Regions from separate parts of the Homo sapiens genome. Here region 1 is linked to region 2. Evidence: chromatin contacts called from ENCODE Hi-C or POLR2A ChIA-PET data. All regions are on one chromosome and are shown on one strand. Each heading gives the region's core, a stretch centred on a gene start or an enhancer-like site at or near the end of the contact. The rest is flanking DNA. Distances are from core to core; before and after follow the strand shown.

Evidence for each region. A loop is a pair of places that touch in the nucleus more often than their neighbours do. ChIA-PET counts read pairs that join two places held with the same protein, here RNA polymerase II (POLR2A). Pooled maps may share reads with other maps.
Region 1: a loop to region 2 is called in a pooled map, with 2.6 times the contacts of the local background. The contact joins two enhancer-like sites. A Hi-C loop is called at or near these places in 1 of 168 maps with a recorded cell type or tissue (OCI-LY7) and 2 of 50 pooled maps. POLR2A ChIA-PET finds 5 or more read pairs at or near these places in 1 of 52 experiments (OCI-LY7).

Annotation. Positions count from the first base shown.
Region 1 is chr2:47,686,362-47,691,316 of GRCh38, reverse strand. It overlaps a transcript of MSH2 not described here and the pseudogene RPL18AP6. Among named protein-coding and RNA genes, the nearest start is that of MSH6, 94 kb to the left of the region's middle. RefSeq lists an enhancer at 1-355. Within about 2 kb of position 2,101, at least 2 of the 41 ENCODE cell types and tissues checked have a DNase peak (open chromatin) inside an H3K27ac peak, as active enhancers do; they include OCI-LY7, where a contact is called at or near this core.
Region 2 is chr2:46,566,168-46,571,413 of GRCh38, reverse strand. All of the region lies in intron 2 of RHOQ (ras homolog family member Q), which reads right to left. RHOQ-AS1 (RHOQ antisense RNA 1) reads left to right here. Exons shown (of 2, transcript NR_104182.1): 2 at 1,844-3,158. Among named protein-coding and RNA genes, the nearest start is that of RHOQ-AS1, 11 kb to the left of the region's middle. RefSeq lists an enhancer at 654-753. Within about 2 kb of position 2,138, at least 9 of the 41 ENCODE cell types and tissues checked have a DNase peak (open chromatin) inside an H3K27ac peak, as active enhancers do; they include OCI-LY7, where a contact is called at or near this core.

The DNA.
Region 1 (4,955 bases), core at 852-3,351, 1.1 Mb before region 2:
TTGTTTTTATGTTACAAAATTTATCAGCAAGTCTCCTTTTGCGGGTGGCGGCGAACGCGGAGAGCACGCCATGAAGGCCTCGGGCACACTACGAGAGTACAAAGTAGTGGGTCGCTGCCTGCCCACCCCCAAATGCCACACACCACCCCTCTACCGCATGCGAATCTTTGCGCCTAATCATGTCGTCGCCAAGTCCCGCTTCTGGTACTTCGTATCTCAGTTAAAGAAGATGAAGAAGTCTTCAGGGGAGATTGTCTACTGTGGGCAGGTGTTTGAGAAGTTCCCCTTGCGGGTGAAGAACTTCGGGATCTGGCTGCGCTATGACTCCCGGAGCGGCACCCACAACATGTACCGGGAATACCGGGACCTGACCACCGCAGGCGCTGTCACCCGGTGCTACCGAGACATGAGCGCCCGGCACGGCGGCCGGGCCCACTCCATTCAGATCATGAAGGTGGAGGAGATCGCGGCCAGCAAGTGCCGCCGGCCGGCTGTCAAGCAGTTCCACGACTCCAAGATCAAGTTCCCGCTGCCCCACCGGGTCCTGCGCCGTCAGCACAAGCCACGCTTCACCACCAAGAGGCCCAACACCTTCTTCTAGGTGCAGGGCCCTCGCCCGGGTGTGCCCCAAATAAACTCAGGAACGCCCCAGAAAAAAAAATTTATCAGCAAGAAAATAATTTAAGATGATGGCTAGCTGTTTATGTCTCATGGAATTTTTATGATTAATCCAAGCAAGATTGTTTAAAAACAGCTGAGTTAATTTATAAGCTTCTATCTCACATCTGTTTATCTTTTCACCAATCATTATGTTTTGTAATATGTTTATTTAAAAATAATTCTCCAGGCTGAGCATGGTGGCTCATACCTCATGCTTGTAACTCCAGCACTTTAGGAGGCCAAGGTGGGAGGATTGCTTGAGCCCAGGAGTTTGAGACTGCCTGGGCAACACAGTTGGAACCTGTGTCTACAAACAAATTAGTTAGCTGGGCGTGGTGTCATGCACCTGTGGTCCCAGCTACTCAGGAGGCTGTGATAGGAGGATCACTTGAGCATGGAAGGTCAAGACTGCAGTGAGCTGTAATCGTGCCACTGCACTCCACCCTTGGTGACAGAGCAAGACCCTGTCTCAAAAAATGATGAGAATTATAATAATTCTACAACTCTCTTTGGTATCTTTCACCCTTAGAGTTTTGCTAAGTTAAATGATGGATATTCATTGCATTCATAGATTATTTCCAAACAAGGAGATATACTGAAGCATTAATTGCCTCACATAAGTATATACTTATCTATTGTTCACTTACTATAGAGGAATGAATGATATTTGGTTAGCAAACATGTCCTGTGCCACATTGAAAAATAGCATTATTTAAAAAAATAAGCAAAAACACCTCTATGTGCATATTTGGTAAGAAAAGTAGGATGTATTTTTGAAAAGAAAAAATATGAGGCATGAAGATGCGTTTTGGCTGAGGAAAAGGAGAGTAATTCAGTTTGGAAGTCCCTCCCCTATAGCATGGGAAATGCTCCCAAAGAGGCATTTCCTCTGCAGAGGTGGGCACTCAAAAACAAAGGAAGTCGCTCAGCCTAGACAGTCTCTGAGATGTAAATGACTCACTTCTGATGAGGAGGCGTCCAAATAACTGATCCTTCCAGACCACTGCTCTTCCCTTAACTCTTCATCATTTATTCTTTATTTATTTTTTTTATTTTTATTTTTTGAGACAGAGTCTCGCTCTGTTGCCCAGGCTGGAGTGCAGTGGTGCGATCTCAGCTCACTGCAACCTCGGCCTCCTGGGTTCAAGCGATTCTCCTGCCTCAGCTTCCTGAGTAGCTGGGATTACAGGCGCCCACCACCATGGCTGACTAATTTTTGTATTTTTAGTAGAGACAGGGTTTTATCATGTTGGCCAGGCTGGTCTCAAACTCCTGACCTCAAGTGATTTCCCCTACTCCTGCCCCCGCTTCCTCTGCACACATTGGCCTCCCAAAGTGCTGAGATTATAGTGAGCCACCACACCTGGCCATTCATTCTTCATTCAACAGGTAATCAGTAGCAGGAAATGGCCTAAACAGGGGTGTCCGAGAGAGAACACAGCCATGGGTTCTTAGTTTCTGTTTCTGGCTGGGCTAACAAAGCCCCTTCTTTATCTCTCTTTTCTGCTTTTCACTAGAGACAGAAACTAAAAACCATGGCTTCAGGTTGCTAAAAGCCTAAAACAAAACAAAACAGAACATGAACAACAAAATAAGGTGGGTTGGATGAGCTTGGCCTGCAGGGTGGAATTGGTGGATGTACTGAGGAATGGAACCGGAAGTCTGTGCTGGTTATTGGTATTTTGCCTGTCAGCTCCAAAGCCATTCTTTTTTGCCTGCTCTGTGAAAACGTATCTGGGCCTTTTAAGTATTTCTTTATTTTGTTCCTTTGCCATCTGGCACTTAATTGTCAGTAGAGGCCAGGGAAGAATGAGTGCAGGAGGAAAAGGGTTTTGCTTCCTGGTTCCATTGCCAGCTCTGCAGGCCCCTGCGGTGTGCGAGGCCTGCCCCAGCACCAGGCTTCTGCGGTGGATGTGGTTTCCCAGTGCCTCACGCCAGCAGCAAGGGTGGCTTCTCCAGCACAGCTCCTTCAGTGCTTGAAGCTTCTCCAGACTCCAGCAGCACAGCTGGATTCCTCAGTATCTGTCTCTTGCAATGTGTAATCAGCAGCACCTAGTACAGTAGCTTTCCCCTGTATCCAATTCTGATGGTTTTGTAGCGAACTGTCTGCACTGAGTTACTTCCCTGTGAACAGCCTTCTCCCCAGCACCCCAGAAGACAGATTTCTAGCATGTTCCACTGGCATGGCACCTCAGTGAGGTCTCTGATATTTAGTGAGTCACAGCCATGCTTCTCCAGCAAGGCCTATATCTCAGCCCAAGGGTAAGTACTACATCTCAGCCCTGGGGTGGTGGCTTTTTATATTATATTTGTCATGCACATCCATGTAAAGAGACCACCAAACAGGCTTTGTGTGAGCAATAAAGCTTTTTAATCACCTGGGTGCAGGTGGGCTGAGTCCAAAAAGAGAGTCAGCAAAGGGACTTAGGGATGGGGCAGTTTTATAGGATTTGGGTAGGTAGTGGAAAATTATAGTCAAAGGGGGTCTCAAGGTGCTCAGTGGGGGAGCTTCTGAGCCAAGAGAAGGAATTTCATAAGGTAATGTCATCAGTTAAGGCAGGAACCGGCCATTTTCACTTCTTTTGTGATTCTCCAGTTGCCTCAGGCCATCTGGATGTATAAGCACAGGCTTGGGCTCAGAGGCCTAAGAATATTAATCTGCCATTATCACATCAATTATATCTGCTATTCCTATATTCTTTTTTATTCTTTTTATTTCTTACTACCCCACCTCTGGTTACTCTGTCTAATTCCATGTTATGGTTAGTAATTCTTTGTTTTTTGTTTTTTGTGTTTTTTTTTTGAGACGAAGTCTCACTCTTGTCCCCCAGGCTGGAGTGCAATGGTGCAATCTCAGCTCACTGCAACCTTCCCTTCTCGGGTTCAAGCGATTCTCCTGCCTCAGCCCCCCTGAGCAGCTGAGACTACAGGCGCCTACCACCATGCCCAGCTAATTTTTGTATTTTTAGTAGAGACGGGGTTTCACCATGTTGGCCAGGCTGGTCTCGAACTCCTGACCTCAGGTGATCCACCTGCCTCGGCCTCCCAAAGTACCAGGATTACAGGCATAAGCCATCGTGCCCAGCCTATGGTTAATAATTCTTTATATTAAACTTTTTCTATTTGAACTACTGTTTTTTTTCTCTCTTGATGGGACTCAGACTGATACATTTATTCATTCTGGCCAAAGACAATAAGACATGGGTTTTGGATGGGTGTGGGCTTATGCCTGTAATCCCAGCACTTTGGGAGGCCAAGGTGGAATGTTTGCTTGAGTCCAGGAGTTCACAACCATTAATTAATGAGTTAAATAAAATCTTTGACATCTGTTTGTTTTATATTTGTATGAGTATCATCATTTTACCTTTAAAAAAAATCTTTCAGCAGCGACCAGCAATAGAATCCCACAAAGAGAATGGCTTAATCATTTGGGGAGGACCATACAGAAGGAGAGGCAGGGCAACATAGTGAGATCCTGTCTCTACAAAAAATTTAAAAATTAGCTGGGCATGATGGCGTGCACATGTAGTCCCCAGCTACTCGGGAGGCTGAGGTGGGAGGATCACCTGAGCTCAGGAGGTTGAGGCTGCAGTGAGCCATGATCGCATCACTGCACTCTAGTCTGGGTGACAGAGTGAGACCTTGTGTTAAACAAACAAACAAACAAACAAAACCAGGGGTCATGTCCCACAAGAGCTCATAGTCGAGTGGGTGGAGGAACAAGAAAACAGATAACAGTGTAAGGAAATACAAGGGGCTATAACTGAGATATGACTACAACCTATGGAGGTCCAGCAAGGGAGCAGAAGGAGCTGAGAAGGTTTTGCCTTTTTTTAAATAAAAAAAAAATGTTTTTGGCCAGGTGCAGTGGTGTCGGTAATCCTAGCACTTTGGGAGGCCAAGACGGGCAGATCACCTGAGCTCAGGACTTCAAGACCAGCCTGGCCAAAATGGTGAAGCCCCATCTGTACTAAAAACACAAAAAATTAGCTGGGCATGATGGCGGCGGGGGTTGGGGGTTCCTGAGAGAGAAGAATCACTTGAACTCAGGAGACGGAGGTTGCAGTAAGCCCAGATCATGCCACTGCACTCCAGCCTGGGTGACAGAGCAAGACTGTCTCAAAAAAAAAATTTTTTTAAATTTAGACACAGGTTCTCACTATATTGCCCAGGCTGGTCTTGAACACCTGGGCTCAAGAGGTCCTCCAGCCTTAGCCTCCCAAAGTGCTGGGATTACAGGCATTAGCCACCGCAGCAGCCCAAGGTTTTGCTCTAATTCCTGCTGTTATGACTAG
Region 2 (5,246 bases), core at 889-3,388:
GCAGTGCCCACAATGTGCCTGGACACCACTCCAGCGCCTTGCAGACCTCCAAGCCACAGCCTAGAAGAGGAAACTGCAGGCTGGTGTGGGAACGTGCATCAGGTTAGCACCCAAGAAGAACAATTCTGATAGGTGAGGAGATACACACAAATGCATAACAGCTTTCGATCTTAGGAAGTTCATGGTAAGGTAGATAAGATGTATGTGAACATGATATTACAAGTTAGAATGTGGTAAATATAAAAAGTAGTAATGAGGGGACACTAAGAAAAGACCTCTTGGAAGAGGCACTTGAGTTGGTCCTTACAGAATGGAGAGAACTTGAACGTATCCAACATGCTAGGAATGCGACTTTAGTCCAGTCCCTTATTCCTTAGGGCCTTAGTTTCTCTGTCTGAAAAACGGGAGACTTATCAGTGACAAATGCTTTGAAGACCATAAAGTACTATAGGAATGTATTACAATCCCAAATAATGCAGGATAGTACTTTGATGTAAGAAATAGTCATTTATCAAAACCTACTAGAGTTTTCCTCTGTAACAACCTAGAATGAGAAACAACCTAGAACAAGGGGTAACAGATAAGCCCCAGCCTTCCCAAATCTAAAGCAGCTTCTGACTACGTGAAGAGAGACATAAAACATATGACAACTAAGTAAGAATATCCCTGAAAAGTGGTGGCTTTGTGGTCTGTGCAGTAGCAATTCTCTGTGTCACTTCCAAGGCACACAGTAGTAATCTTCATCTACAACATCTGTTTCTAGCGAGAAGTCCAAAACAGGCATCGAGCTCTTGAAACCCTCCACCCTTCAAAGGGTGCTACACAGAAGTCCAGAGGACACATGTCATGAAGCCAGCTTCTGAGAATGCAACTGTTTTCTCCTACATCTAACTTATATATCACAACATGTCTATGGTAATGCTTGGTCAGAGTAGCCTATGAAACCTCATTTCTTTTTTTTTTTTTATTTTTTGAGATGAAGTCTCACTCTTATAGCCCAGACTAGAGTGCAATAGCACAATCTCGGCTCACTGCCACCTCTGCCTCCCGGATTCAAGCAATTCTCATGCCTCTGCCTCCTGAGTAGCTGGGATTACAGGTGCCTGCCACCATGGCTGGCTAATTTTTTGTATTTTTAGTAGAAACGGGTGTTCACCGTGTTAGCCAGGAGGGTCTCAATCTCTTGACCCTGTGATCCGCCTCCCTTGGCCTCCCAAAGTGCTGGGATTACAGGCATGAGCCACCACGCCTGGCCTGAAACCTCATTTCTATTGTGCAGTCATTTTGACACTTTTGAGTTCATTTTATATTTAACTTTGTGAAATGAAAATATCAGTTTTTACCTCTTTAAAAATAACTCTGTTTTTCAAGGAAGCTGGGTTGGGTCCTTTTTGAAAACACTTTGGTAAGTTTGGTTCAAAACTCACCAGTGATGAGTTTACTGAATTTGCCTACCACTTCCTACTACCTCCCAGCACTCTTGGACTAAAGAAAATTTTGGGGAAGAGAAAGGTTTTTTTAGGTGCTATAAATTCTTAAGAGGTCACTGTTTTTCAAAAACTTTGCAAACATCTGGTGTTTTCTTTTCTTTTTTAATTTTCAGTTCAGTTGTGAAATGGTATTTATATGTCACTGGCCTGATTAGCGCTTAGTAAAAGAATTCTTGAAATTAAAGGTTTAGCTTCTTACTTTTAGCTACTGTCATCTTCATATGTTTTGATTTATAATAAGTCAGCCTCCTAATTAATATACCAATTATTTAGGAGCTAGAGAACTAGATCTTGGGCTTCTTTTCCATTGTGCTTTCCTTTTGGCCACCTGACTGATTGTAACTCCTGTTTAGGTTGGCTGGAGGAAACGGAGAGAAAATTTACATCTGGTGGAGCATAAAGAAACCAGCTAGAGGACTGGCCTTGTCATTATCTAACTGTGTTGTGACGAACTGGCACTTCCTCATCTCTAAAAGCAGGGCCCTGAACTAGAAGACCGCCACGTCACATGATGAAAAACACTCAAACTAACACTTCTTACCCTTGTGAGCAGCCCTACTAGCAGATTTAATGTGGGAGGAGGTTCACACTACGGGATAAAAATCAAGTTTTAGGATTCCATTTTATCTAAGCTGACCACCACAAGGCAGAGGATCAAGACTTAGCTAAATACAGCCCTCAGGCAAGCTTCACTTCCCCATCTGTGAAGGGAGAATAAATACACATGTTAAGATAAATGAGAGAGCTGGTCAAGTGTTTCGAGCTCTTTGGCAGACAAGCCTGACTTTCCAAAAAAAGACAAACCACAACTTCGGAGCCAGTGCTATTTCTTCTGTGCATGGTGAGGTGACTTCCCCAGTTGTAAAGGATTTAGAGCTGAAATTCCATATTGTCTGGAGCTATAATTACAAGTCTCTTGCACTAAAACAGAGGTCAGCTGGCCTAAAGCATGCTGAAAGAAGGTAAATGTCTGGTCACATTTCCATGTGGTATACTCCTTTCCTAACTTTTTGGCACAAATTTCATGTTGATAGAACATTCATTCACTCCACAAATATCTGGCAAGTAGGTGCTGAGTGCTGTGTATAGACGAGTGAACACAACACAGACCCTGCCCTCATTCTGTGTAGAGGACAGCAGAGGAGTAGGCACAGGGCTCTCAGCTAGGGCAGTACCACCCTATGTCTGGGGGGCATTTCGGACATTTGGGAGGTGCTGTCAATTGCCAAAATGAATGGGGAAACTCTGCTAGCATTTAAGGGTGGGAGCCGTGGTGCCACAATGACCTGTATGAGGAAAACCAGCTCCAGGCCCGCATGACTAGTGAGTGTACTGCTAGACATTCATAAACATGAAAAACTCTTTTGTGGGAAAACAGCCTGTTGCATAGCAAGAGTGATCCATCTTGAAGTAAAACTGCCATGATGACCAATGTTTGACGCCTACAATTCAAGGTGGTCCAGTAGCACAGATAAGCCCTCACAACCTCCCCGTGGTCATGAGTTTCTAAAGGAAGTCAGGGATGATGAGCTTCCTGTGTCTTTACCCTAAAAGCTTGCTATATAAAGGATACTTTCTGGAGGTTGGTTGTGAGAATCCACCATCTCTTGGCCTACCTAGACATCGTTTCTGTTTCTAAGTCTCTATTAAATATTTCTTTCTGAGAAACTGGATTTGTCAGTCTCTTTCTTCAGCCTCTCAGCTCCCTTGGCCTTTGAAGGTAGGTTTGCATAGACCTGCTCACCATGGAACACCTTTTATAATCGCATGAATCTAGGACCTGATCCTGCTGCATATATAAAAAAATAAAGTTTTTTGGCATAACTTTAGTGCATATTTTAAACTTTTTCTTTTTTGAGCAGGGTTTTACTCCGTCACCCAGGCTGGAGTGCAGTAGCATGATCACAGATTGCTACAGCCTTGACCTCCTGGGCTCTAGCCTCCACCTCAGCCTCCCGAGTAGTTGATACTACGGGCATATGCCACCATGCCCAGCTAGTCAGAAATTTTTTTATTTTATTTTTTTTTTGTAGAGACAGGGGTCTTGCTCTGTTGCCTGGGCTAGTATCGAACTCCTGGGCTCAAGCAATTATCCTGCCTCAGCCCCCTAAAATGTTGGGATTATAGGCATGAGCCACGGCCCTCAGACTTTAATGAATTTTCTAGGAAGGTAATTTCAGTCCACATTGAAGGAGAAAGATTGAACTTTATTTTGTTTGAAACATCACAGGAGGCTGGGTGCAGTGGCTTATGCCTGTAATCACAGCACTCTGCGAGGCTGAGACAGGTGGATTGCTTGAGTCCAGGAGTTCAAGACCAGTGTGGGCAACATGGCAAAACACGATCTCTACAAAAATAAAAAATGAGCCAGGTGTGATGGTGTGTGCCTATAGTCCCAGCTACTTGGCAGGCTGAGGTGGGAAGATCACTTGAGCCTGGGAGATTGAGGCTGCAGTGAGCTGAGATCATGCCACTGCACTCCAGCCTGGGTGACAGAACGACACCCTGTCTCAAAGAAAAAAAAAAAAGAAGAAAAAGAAAAAACAAACATCACAGGATTTACTTACCATCACAGAAAACCACATGCCACTGGCTACATTGCTGTTAGTATCTGAGTCACTAATAAAAAATAACTATGTTAGCCAATATTTGTAACTGTTGCATTCGTGGTCATTTTACCTAATAGGTGCAGGCCTGATTACTTCATTATGATTTCTGGAGTAGTCAGCCTTGGGAGTTTAGGAATTTAACACTGAAATAAATAGTTTTATGATGAATTACTTTCCTTTTTATTTCTCCTTTATATCACTGCCAGGATGTTATACTGATTTAAAATTACATGTATAGGGAGGTTATATTATCTATAGATTTCATTTGAGGATAAGTAAAAAGGAAGTATTTGTTATAAAAATGGGAGATGGGTCTGATAAAATTGAGGTATCAAATCAGGCATTGAACAAATTGGGACAAAAATGACTATAAATGCAAATTGGGACAGGTGCTATGAAGGAAAAGAGCCAGGTTCTGGGAGAGAGAATAACCAGGAAGATGAGTTTCAGTCTGCGCAGGCAAGAAAGACCTCTCTGCAGGGGTGATGTTCAACCTGAGACCTGAGGGACCGCTTAAGGAGACAGACAACAAGACAATGTATGCAAACGTCCCAAGGCAGAAAAGCCCTGACATACTGAAGACCACAGGGAAAGGCCAGGTGACAGGTGGGGCTGGAGAGGGAGTCAGCTTGGACCCCTCTGCAGGGCCCACCTGCAATGGAAAGTCATTAAAAGGTGAGCCCCCGACCCCCGCAAAAAAGTCACAAAATTTGAAAACGATAATCCAGGCTACTTTGAGAAGAATGAATTAGGCAGTCAGGCTTATAAGGGGAGAGGTTATTATAGTAATTCAGCTGAGAGAAGATGGAAGCTTAGACTAAGGGACAGCAGTTGACAGCTAGAGAAATGGTGGATTCTAGATATATTCTGGATATATCTAGATGATATGGCATCTTTTAGAGGGATGAAGAAAACTGAGGGTAGGGTAGAGAAGCACCATAGGGAGAGAACTCAAGAGGACAGTTTGGGACGTGTTAAGCTTGAGATGTCAAGCAGGTGGTCAGAGGAGGTCTCTGCCTCTGAGTTCCAGAACTAGCTTATTACTATGTACCTCCTTTTAGCTGAACCAGAAGCATCTCAAATTCAACATTTCTGAACTAAATTCATTTCTTCCCAATCAAAACTGCAACTCCTCCTGTATTCACCA